2 separate regions of the Homo sapiens genome follow, and region 2 is linked to region 1. Evidence: chromatin loops called from intact Hi-C (ENCODE). Cell type or tissue: GM12878. All regions are shown on one strand. Each heading gives the region's core, and the rest is flanking DNA. Links, peaks and the distances in the headings are about the cores only.

What was found. Peaks named below come from ENCODE experiments on the same cell type or tissue, not always from the same donor. Only the 100,000 strongest peaks of a DNase experiment are listed, where the experiment ranks them.
Region 2: it touches region 1 in a loop (4-fold over the local background); 6 of 110 quality-filtered maps call a loop at or near these places.

What each region holds. Positions count from the first base shown.
Region 1 is chr9:137,668,074-137,674,744 of GRCh38, forward strand. The region is part of intron 1 of EHMT1 (euchromatic histone lysine methyltransferase 1); the gene reads left to right. Among named protein-coding and RNA genes, the nearest start is that of EHMT1, 52 kb to the left of the region's middle. RefSeq lists enhancers at 5,364-5,473, 6,598-6,671. In GM12878, for the core only: a CTCF peak has its summit at 4,926 (motif pointing right); a DNase peak (open chromatin) is centred at 5,078; H3K27ac peaks cover 1,021 bases.
Region 2 is chr9:138,019,304-138,023,942 of GRCh38, forward strand. It overlaps CACNA1B (calcium voltage-gated channel subunit alpha1 B), which reads left to right. Exons shown (of 47, transcript NM_000718.4): 19 at 3,708-4,508. Among named protein-coding and RNA genes, the nearest start is that of CACNA1B-AS1, 75 kb to the left of the region's middle. In GM12878, for the core only: a CTCF peak has its summit at 3,206 (motif pointing left); no DNase peak of the experiment used is centred there; H3K27me3 peaks cover 510 bases.

The DNA of each region.
Region 1 (6,671 bases), core at 3,909-6,408:
CTTTCGACCTTGGAGAAGAGGCAGGACCAGTGGGGAGGCAGACAAGTAGGTGAAGGAAGACAAAAGGAAGAAGGGACGCACTGATCGAGAAGACAAGGAGTGCTGATGGCTTTGGGCGCCAGCTGTCTACTCCAGAGAGTCTAACTGACCTGGGACTTGCAGGATCCTGCTAGAAGAAAAATCCTTGCTTCCTTCTCCTCCTGTTTTCTTCCTCTTCCTCCATTCTCCTTCCTCTCCCTTCTATTCACCCACCCACCACTCACCCACCCACCACCTGGCACATACACCCACCCACTCATCCATCCATCCATCTACTGTCTACTATCCACCTCACCACCCACCCATCCATTTATTTACCCACCTACTCATCCATTCACCTGTCCACATCCATCTATTCACCAACCATCACATATTAATGACTTACTATATACCAGAACTACTAGTACTGAAACTTGAGTATATTTGTGGACAGAGCACCAGAAATCCAGAACATTTGTATCATCCTGAAAAGAAACCTTATACCATTAGCAGTTCCTTCCCGTGTCCCCCACTCCCCCAACCCAGTCCCTGGCAACCACTCATCTGCTTTCCTTCCCTGTCGATTTGCCTGTTCTCTGTTGTCTTTCGTGCCTGACTTCTTTCACTTAACTTAGTGTTTTCTTTTTTTTTTTTGCTGTTAATGGACAGTGCTGCCATGAACATTCATGTACGAGTTTTTGTGTGGACCTGGGTTTTCATTTCTTCGGCTATCCCGGGAATGGGATAACTGGTTCATATGGTGACTGTCTGTTTTAAGTACTGGAGTAAATGCCAAGTTGTTTTCTTTTTTTGGAGACGGAGTCTCGCTCTGTCCCCCAGGCTGGAGTGCAGTGGCGCAATCTCAGCTCACTGCAAGCTCCGCCTCCCAGGTTCTCGCCATTCTTGTGCCTCAGCCTCCAGATTAGCTGGGACCACGTGCGTGCGCCACTGACCCCCGCTAATTTTTCTATTTTTAGTACAGACGGGGTTTCACCATGTTGGGCAAGATCGTCTTGAACTCCTGATCTCAGGTGATCCGCCTGCCTAGGCCTCTCAAAGTGCTGAGATTACAGGCGTGAGCCACTGTTCCCGGCCTAGAAGTAGGTTCTTGATGTATCCTTCATGTCTCGTCTTCCCTCTCGCACCCTGCACCCTTCTCGCCCAGTGCTTACTGCTTGCTGGGTGCTGGTCTCCTGCTTAAAGAGCAGACTGAGGACCCCTGGAAAGACGCCCCCACAGCACGTGGACCCCACACCACCCAAGACGCTCCCACAGCACGTGCACTGGACTCCACCCAAGACGCCCCCCACAGCACGTGCACTCCACGACTGCACCCAAGACGCCGCCCACAGCACGTGCACTCACCTCCACCCAAGACGCCCCCCACAGCACGTGCACTGGACTCCTCCCAAGACGCCCCGCACAGCACGTGCACTCGACTCCTCCCAAGACGCCCCGCACAGCACGTGCACTCACCGACTCCACCCACTGTCTACCCAGGGCGCAGCCGCTCCAGCAGCTCTTCCCTGGCCCCTCCCCCACCTTCACTTTTTGCTCTCTTCGGAGCATTCATTGCCTTTAGTACACAGACTTGTGTCCCTATGTAAAAAAAAGCTTTGCTTTTGTTTTTTCTCTTTTTTTAAAAAAAAATTAATCTCCTTATGTTGTCCAGGCTGTTCTTGAACTCTTGGCCTTAAGTGATCCTCCCATCTGGGCCTCTCAAAGCGCTGATATTACAGGTGTGAGCCATGATGCCTGGGCCAAAAAGATTTTTTTGGAGACGGAGTCTTGCTCTGTCGCCCAGGGTGGAGTGCAATGGCGTAATCTCGGCTCTCTGCAACCTCTGCCGCCCGGGTTCAAGCAATTGTTCTGCCTCAGCCTCCCCACACAGCCTCAGCTGGGTTTACAGGTGTGTGCCATCACGCCCAGCTAATGTTTTTGTATTTTTAGTAGAGATGAGGTTTCACCTTGTTGGCCAGGCTGGTGTCTAACTCTTGGCCTCAAGTGATCCGCCTGCCTCAGCCTCCCAAAGTGCTGGGATTACAGGCGTGAGCCACCGCGCCTGGGCTGAAAAAAGCTTTTCTTGATCCTGCTTCCCACCAGCTTCACGTCAGTTCTTTGCCCTTCTTTGCGCCAAACTCCTCCAAAGATTTGTGTTTTTTTCATGGTGTGTGCATCCTCCCTCATTCTCCCTTAGATCCTTAGTCAGACCTTGCACCTCCACCCCCAGGGCAACAAAACCATCCTGGTTAAGGTTTCTGTCGGTAGCCTTCCTCCCTTGGCTAGTCCCCTCTCCTGCCCTGACCCGGTAGTGTCCTCACTTAGTCCTTGGGCCTTGCTATCCTGCCCCCTCCCCCCGGTGCTGGGTGCAGCTCAGCCTCTGGACTCTGGTGTCCTGTGCCCACGTGCGAGCTCCGTTTCCTGCTCCCTTCATGGCTTCCCATCTGCCTCCCTCCTCTTTGCCCTTCTTGCAGGTGCTTCTGCCTTCTGACTTCCTCAGTCTCCCATCTGCGCCTCTCTCTTCTGACTGGTTTCCCTGGCCACCTGTCCTTCTGGGGGCAGGTCTGCAGCATATCAGCCCAGGGAACCAGTTAGTCCTCACTGAGGCCCTGCCCCTCCTGGCTCCAGTTCCTACGGGCCTGTCTGCGCGTCTTCCTCGTGTAGCCTCCCTGGGGTCTAGCGGGGCTTAGCGCTCTCCTGGGGGCTGTGTCCAGGGGAAGGAGAAGCCAGAGCTGCCTTTCCATTCTCTGTCCGCTCGCCTTTGCCGCCGTCTTCCTTCTGGGAGGGCTTTCTCGGAGTGCAGGCTACCTTTTCTCTTTCTTGCTGCCCTACCTCCTGTGGCCACACCCTCTGGCCTGTGGGTCTTGGCTTGGCTTTGTCATCGTCCACTGTTGTGTGACTCTTGTTCCAGGGTAAGCCGCTGTGCACGTGGTTGAATGTAACAGAGGGCTGTCCCGGGCCGTGAGCTGTGTCAGAACTCTGAACCCTTCCAGGGCCACCGTGTGCTTGACTTACAGATTAGTGAGGGTGTCTTGCCTATAGTTAACTGTTTTCCCGTATAATTATTCTGTTAACCCTTTTATAGCTAATAAGTGAGCGGAAATTCTTAATTTTTTTTCATTCAGTGTAAGAAAAAAGCAGAAGGAAATATACAAAAAGTTAACTTGGTTATTTCTGAATTGTGGGATTGCCAGTGATTTTGTATGTTTTGGAATATAATAAAGTTTTTTTACAGAGAGCATGTATTAGCTTTACAGTAAGAAAAAATTAATGGAAACCCTCATTTATATGTAACAATTCATATGATTAACGCTTATCACTTAAGAAAACATATAGTAAAAACCTGAAGGGAAGATGACCCTGAAGTTAGATAATGCCCTGTCAAAACAAAGCGACCCAAAGACCCGAAGAGTTGGATCCTTTTCTTTCTTTTTTTTTTTTTTTTTTTTTCGAGACAGAGTTTCGCTCTGTCTTCCAGGCTGGGGTGCAGTTGTGTGACCTTGGCTCATTGCAACCTCTGCCTCTCGGGCTCAAGCTATTCTCCCACCACAGCCTCTCAGGTAGCTTGGACTACAGGCGTGTGCCACCATGCCCAGCTAATTTTTTGGGTATGTTTTGTAGAGATGGGGTTTTGCCGTGTTGCCCAGGCTGAGCTTGAATCCCTGAGCTCAAGCTTTCCACCAGCCTTGGCCTTCCAAAGTGCTGGGATCACAGGCATCAGCCACTGTGCCTGGGCCTGAATCCTATACTTGGAATCCTGATGAAATAAGGACCCCAACCCTGCAGTGCTGTGGTCCAGGCCTTGCCCCGACATGTGGCTGTGGAGAGGCCGTGGCCCCTTAGTCCTTGTGTTCGTGCTGCGCCCCTTCTCCCTGCACTCAGTGAAGCTCCCCCAGCACTTCCTGTCCAGCAGACATGACAGTGCAGAGACCCCAGGATTCTTCCAGGGCTCCGGCTACATACAGATGTGAAGCATTATTTACCTTTCGCTCTCATTCTGTGCTGAGTGTCAGGCACGAGATGTGTGATAGTGCCATAGAGGGCGTGCAGCAGGCGGTGTGAGCATCTGGCTCTGCTGACTGGAAAAGATAGGTGCACAAATGTAAAACCGTATCACTTTTGTTTCTTTTTTTAAAAGAATACTTCATTTTCATAAAGTGTTTTATGTTAACGCGTAGTAGGTTTATTGTTATTTGTACAGGAGGTTTTGACAAATGGTAAAACTAACTTGATGCCATTTTCATAAAGTATTTTATGTTAACATGTAGTAGGTTTATTGTTATTTGTACAGGAGGTTTTGACATAGTAACACTAACTCGGTGGCATTTTCATAAAGTAAATTTTATGTTAGCACGTAGTAGGTTTATTTTATTTGTACAGGAGGTTTTGACATGGTAACACTAACTTGGTGCCATTCTGGCAACTCGTGGACAAAATCCCTTTGGGGTACTCAGTGTGTTTAGAGTGTGACGTGGTCTTGAGAATGAAAAGTTTGGGAATTGTTGTTTTACCGTAAACCAAAGCGCCTGGCGCAGTACTGCAGTGAACTAACCAACCAACCAACCAGTTTCTGCCTCTCGTAGAGCTGACATTCTGATTGGGGATAAGTTTCACATTTTTGTGTCATATCCTTCAAAATAGTCAACTCCTTAGGTTTAATGTCTTTTTATCAACATGGAGATTTTGAATGAAATTCAGCCATGAGTGTGTGTTTGTTTTCCCATGCTATCTCAATCGTATTACAGAGCAGTGTTGTGGAAACATTTAAAAAACAATCTCTGACATGAGTAGGAATGTGGTCTTCTACCAGGAACTTTACCGATTGCAGAGAATTTATTAATATTACTACTATACCTTGTGGTTTTCTGCATGCAGGTTTAAGCCTGCATTTACACTTCTAACCACAAGGTGGTGCTTTTGTTCTAGGTCCGAAGGCTGACACCGGGCTGGATGGAGCTTGAGAACCAGTTTTATATGGGTTGCTTTTTTGCCAATTTAAGATGATTCTGCTTTGAAGTGCTTAGCAAAGAACCTTACCTTCCTTTTGCATCAGGGTTGTCTCATCTTAGAGTGACATCCTAGAGTGTGTAGGAACCTCCCAGCAGGTGTTTATTGAGCACCCCTTACTTGTGTGCTAGTCTGGGTGCCTGGTGGTGCTCAGAGCTGGCCTGGACCAAGTCCCCAGGGGTTTGTGGTCCCTCACCATTCTCGACTGCTGCTTTTATATTTGTTGTATTTCTGATAGGACCGTTGCTCACGTTGCTCTTCTGATCTGAAAAAAGAAATAGGCTTCTCATTTTTTCATGGTGTGTAAGTTCTGTACAGCCTTATTTTTATGTCTCATGTTGTTCTGAAGAGGAGATGGGTGTCCTGGGAGGCAGGGCAGCTGTGTCCAGCTGCAGTGTCCCTGGTGGCTGAGCTGAAGGCAGTGTGAAGCTCCGGCCTCGAGGATGTGCCAGGGAGTGTGTGGAGGTCATGTCTGTGTCCCTCCCTCAGACCCGCACTCCCAGCCTGTGCTTTACACCAGACAACTCCTGGCGAAACTGCGCTGCTGCCCTGCCTGGCACTGGCCCTGCCCTCAGGGAGGCTCTGGCCGGGGCTGCCAGTGTTCATCAGTGTCTTCAAAACTTGTTTCTCACATTAGAAAAATGTTAAGGCCCGTCATTTCATGGTGGTAATTGTGTGAGAGTATGTATGAATTGAAAAGATGGAAAATGACACAATTACTATGAATATAGTAAGATTAAAAAACAGCATCTGTATGTGTCAACATATTACTTAGCCTCCCGGAGCCAATACTAGCAGGACCTGAGAGTCTGTGGGTCCCTCCTAGGGCTGTACTGTTCTCTGGAGCCTGGGGGCTGAGGCCTTGATTGGGGGCAGGACAATCTGTTGTCTTGGAATAGAGCCCAGGAGGCCCAGACAAGGTGCTGACCAGCTAAAGCTGCTTTTTTCACACACTGTTTGAAATACGGTTAGTGGAGAGAGGCAGTGGGGCGATCCAGGGTGGGCAGGGAGACGTTCTAAAACACCAAGGCATTCCTCACAGGGTCTGGAGCGCAGTGAGCTTAGAAAACCAGCACCGTAACACATGCTGCCCTTTACGAGGCAGTGGTGGGGCGAGGGGGGCTGCACGTGTGACCCGCCTGCACCAGGGCCTCCTGAAGGCCAACCTCTCCATCGAGCCCTGTTCTGAGACCAAATTCCAGGTGCCGAAAGACATTAAACAGGATTGTGCTCTTCACTGGCATCTATCAAAGAGCACCAACATGATATAAATTAAAACCCACAGTAAAATCTCTCAGAATTCCGTCCCCTTTTCTGGCTCTCCCACACTCTGCAGGCTGACGGAGAATCTCACTGTTGGCCAGTGTCCCCAGATGCCCTGACTCTCGGCTCCAGCGCTCTTTCTTTGTGTTCTGTCTGGTCTAGAAGAGCAAGTCCAGGTAGCTGTGGCGCCGCCTGTGCCTTGCCTCCTGCAGTCTGCCTACGATTGCACGACTCACCTCTTGATGTGTGAGACCCGCATTTATATTTAATCATCATCTTAGAGTATATTCTTCCAGTAGTTGTAGAATACGTATTTTGTGCCCATGCTAGGTGCCCGGGTTGCAAAGGTGGATTGGGGCTCCTTTTGTAAGTGGGAGGCAGGC
Region 2 (4,639 bases), core at 1,914-4,413, 350 kb after region 1:
CAGGTGCAGTTAGGCCACCTGCCCTGATGGAAGTGGCCAGGTGCAGTTAGGCCACCTGCCCTGATGGAAGTGGCCAGGTGCAGTTAGGCCACCTGCCCTGATGGAAGTGGCCAGGTGCAGTTAGGCCACCTGCCCTGATGGAAGTGGCCAGGTGCAGTTAGGCCACCTGCCCTGATGGAAGTGGCCAGGTGCAGTTAGGCCACCTGCCCTGATGGAAGTGGCCAGGTGCAGTTAGGCCACCTGCCCTGATGGAAGTGGCCAGGTGCAGTTAGGCCACCTGCCCTGATGGAAGTGGCCAGGTGTCCTGTCCCTGTCCTAGTGGTGGTGAGGCCCCTGCCGCCCCCGCCCTGCCCAGTGCTTCCTTGCTGGCAGCCAGCATGGAGCTGGGCTCAGTCTTTCCACGAGCACTGTTTGCTGCTGGCTGTCAGAGGCACTGATGTCTCCTGGGGCAAGAAAGCATGCTGGATCCTGCATCCATCCGCGGGGTGGAATAAGATGTAAGATGCAGATGGTGGCCGGGCGCGCTGGCTCACACCTGTAATCTAGCACTTTGGGAGGCTGAGGTGGGCGGATTCCCTGAGCTCAGGAGTTCGAGACCAGCCTGGGCAACATGGTGAAACCCTGTCTCTACTAAATACAAAAAATTAGCCGTGAGTGGTGGCGGGCGCCTGTAGTCCCAGCTACTCGGTAGGCTGAGGCAGGAGAATTGCTTGAACCCGGGAGGCAGAGGTTGCAGTGAGCCGTGATCACACCACTGCACTCCAGCCTGGGCGACACAGCGAGACTCTGTCTCCCAAAAAAAAAAAAAAAAAAAAATGCAGATGGCAGGTATCCATGGTGTCACACCAGGGCTGCTTCATATTGTCAGCAGTTCCGGGTTGTCTGAGCCCAGAGACCTCAAAGCAGGGCCACAGAGCGCCTTGAGGCCACTTCCAAGTCCTGTAGTTCCCCACAGCACCCAGCTGAGCATGGCTGAGCCCTCCTCCCTGGAACAGCTGGGTTGTGCCTACCAGCTGAGGCCAGGACACAGGGGTGCCAGTCGTCCATGTGACTTCCTTAAAGAACCCTTTTAAACCAGGACTTTGCCTGGATTAATCACCAGCCACACTTCACTCTAAGTTGGTGTGGATATGTGCCAGATAGAGCAAGGACAGAGACAGGGGCCAGGGGAGGTGCAGGCTGACTTAAGACACCATGCAGAGAGGCCCGGCACGCAGATTCAGAGACCTAGGGGATACCTCCAGAGAGGAACTTGGTGGTGCTGGCCGAGTGAGGGCAGATGCAGACAGTCTCTGGTGACGTTAGGGCTGACAGTGGCAGATAGGCCCGGAAGGAACAGGCCAGGTGGAACCAGTGGGGCTGCGGGGGGCGGGCAGGTGCCCTAGCGTAGGCTGCTCAGCATGTTGCTCTGCCTGGGTGGTCACGGGGGAGCCTGCCAGCCTGACAGCGCCCTCAGCCCAGCAGACAGCCTGGCCTTTCCCTGCTCCAGGTGTTTCCTGGGCGAGAAGGAGCCACACCTGAATGCAAGGGTGAGGGCAGAGCTATATGGTCTGGAGCCCACCCCACCTTCACACAGACCCTGTGCCTCTGCATGTTCCCCATGGTCCTCACTGCCTGTCTTTTTGGAACTGCAATGCTGGTCCCCAAGATTCACGGCTTCATCAGAGCGGGCCACCCTGCTGACCAAGTGGCTCAGAGCCCAGGCCCCTCTCGGGCACTGGAGTGGACTGGGAGGCTTGAGGCAGTGAACAGCCTCCGCCCTCACAGGGCTCCTGTGCCTGGTGCAAGCCCCTGGGGCTGCCTTCTGTTTTACACCACTCAGCACTGTTGGCAGTAGAGCCCTTTTGTCTTGGTCCCAGCTGGGGTTGGTGGGTCTTCTGTGGGTCAGTTGTAGGGCACCCCTGGGAGCAGGGGCAGCACAGTTTAAATGCATCAGGGATACAGGTCAGGGCCTGGGGCTTCAACTGAGGCTGGGGGTCTGCAGACGGCCCCTACAGGTAGCCCTGCCTGCCCCCACCCCACCCAAGCTCCCAGGTGAGACACAGACACCACACTTCCGCTTTCATTCGTGCAAAGTGCTGCCCCTGGACATTGCTCCCACTGCAGCCTGGACTTCTACAAAGGGGCAGGATTTATTGTTCACCTGCCTGGGGTGGGCCGGCTGCAGGGACTGGGCTTTCCCACATCTGGCTGCTCTGTCTTTGCAGGTCAGAGTGGTGCTCAGCGGCTCAGGGCCCCGGAGCTGGTGGCCGCCGGCCTGGGCCTCTGCAGGCCGTGGTTGTAGCCTGTGTTGTTAGTGCAGTTGGGGTCTGGCCAAGGACTCGTGTCTTCTTTAGAAATGTTTTTCCTTTTTGCCCTTGCCTGTGTCTGATCCTGACTCACTGTGGGACCCTGAGCAAGTAACATCCTCTCTCTAGGCTCAGTATCTTCATCTGTGAAATGGGGACAAGAGTAGCACCTGATTCTTGAGGTGGTTGTAAGGACTGGATGAAGTGGGCACTGCGCCCAGAGCACCACGTGGCAGTTGCAGGACACAGATGCCATGGCCCTCATTGTTGGTGTAGTCACTGCTGCCGCCAAGGCCATCCAGCAGCCTTGGAGGCTCCAGGGCGGGCCTCTGGCCTCAGATGAGGTTTCTCCCTGGCGATGGTGGGGCTTAGTTTTGGGATAATAAGACCTTATCCAAAGGTGGTCTTACTCAGCAGAAGGCCCAGAATGCAAAGGGCTTCCTGTGCACTCTGGGCTATGGAGCCCCATGTGTGATGTGTGAATAGAGGAGGTGCTTGGGCCCATGACATTGGAGTAGGGGTCAAGGCCTTCGGTAGCCCATGCAGTGAGGGCCGAGCCTGGACCACTGGCCATCCCTGGTGCTGGAGGGCTCCGAGGACCATGTTCTGGCTCTGCTCCCAGTAGAGGGAGGGGCTCTCCATGGAGTCAAGAGAGAGGAGGGCATTGGTGGCCACGGGAGGTGGCATTTCCAGCTTCAGACCTGACTTCTGGGCTCCTGGTCACTGAGCCAGGGGGCAGCTGCGGGGCTGCGGCTGACCACCTCGGGGACTGGCAGAGGCTCTGCGTTTGCTCCTGAAAGGGCCAGGTGCTCCCTTGGCTGCTGTCTGCTCTGCCACAGCAACTGCCCTCTGGGTTCCCTGGCAAACAGCCTTTTCACCTGGCTGGTGGCCTGCCTCCTGGAGGCAGCGATGGGGAAGTGCCTCTGGAGAAGGGGCCGCGTGTCCCGCCCTTCCTGTAGCAGCTGTGCTGGTGCTGCAGCAGGGGCCAGCTCCCAGGGAGGCTACAGGGCCTCCCTGGCTCCTGCCTCTCCATCCGTCCTGCCCTTTGTAACATGCCCTTCCCTCCCGCGGTGGCCTTCCTGGCCAGCCGCCCACCCACCTGCTTGGCCTGTCTGGTGCATTCCCACTGTCCTGTACCCCTCGGCCTCCTTGAGCCCCCCAGGGTCCTCCTGACAGGCTGGTGCTTTCACCTTGCGGGTCCTGTGGGACACCGTGGGGGGGGGGGGCGGCGGGGCTGAATTCGGTTCCCTTGGGCGTTCCCCACCTGATCCGCGTCCCCCGAGGGGTGTGGGGGCTCCCGCGGCCACGCCTCCCACCTCCCTGCGCCATTACTCCATTGCTGTGTGTGCATTGTGGCCTCCCTGGAGAGCGGCGGGCGGGCGGCAGACGGGGCCGCGCTCACCGCCAGTCTCCCCGCAGCAGGCAGCAGAACTCGGCCAAGGCGCGCTCGGTGTGGGAGCAGCGGGCCAGCCAGCTACGGCTGCAGAACCTGCGGGCCAGCTGCGAGGCGCTGTACAGCGAGATGGACCCCGAGGAGCGGCTGCGCTTCGCCACTACGCGCCACCTGCGGCCCGACATGAAGACGCACCTGGACCGGCCGCTGGTGGTGGAGCTGGGCCGCGACGGCGCGCGGGGGCCCGTGGGAGGCAAAGCCCGACCTGAGGCTGCGGAGGCCCCCGAGGGCGTCGACCCTCCGCGCAGGCACCACCGGCACCGCGACAAGGACAAGACCCCCGCGGCGGGGGACCAGGACCGAGCAGAGGCCCCGAAGGCGGAGAGCGGGGAGCCCGGTGCCCGGGAGGAGCGGCCGCGGCCGCACCGCAGCCACAGCAAGGAGGCCGCGGGGCCCCCGGAGGCGCGGAGCGAGCGCGGCCGAGGCCCAGGCCCCGAGGGCGGCCGGCGGCACCACCGGCGCGGCTCCCCGGAGGAGGCGGCCGAGCGGGAGCCCCGACGCCACCGCGCGCACCGGCACCAGGATCCGAGCAAGGAGTGCGCCGGCGCCAAGGGCGAGCGGCGCGCGCGGCACCGCGGCGGCCCCCGAGCGGGGCCCCGGGAGGCGGAGAGCGGGGAGGAGCCGGCGCGGCGGCACCGGGCCCGGCACAAGGCGCAGCCTGCTCACGAGGCTGTGGAGAAGGAGACCACGGAGAAGGAGGCCACGGAGAAGGAGGCTGAGATAGTGGAAGCCGACAAGGAAAAGGAGCTCCGGAACCACCAGCCCCGGTGAGTCCGCGGCTGGGCGGGGTCAGGGAGGGAAGGGTTGGCCGGGGCGGCGCGGGCCCCAGCGGTGGCTGCGGCCATGGGGTCCACGGCGGAGGCTGCAGCCCCGGCCACGCTGCCATGTCCAGAGCCGT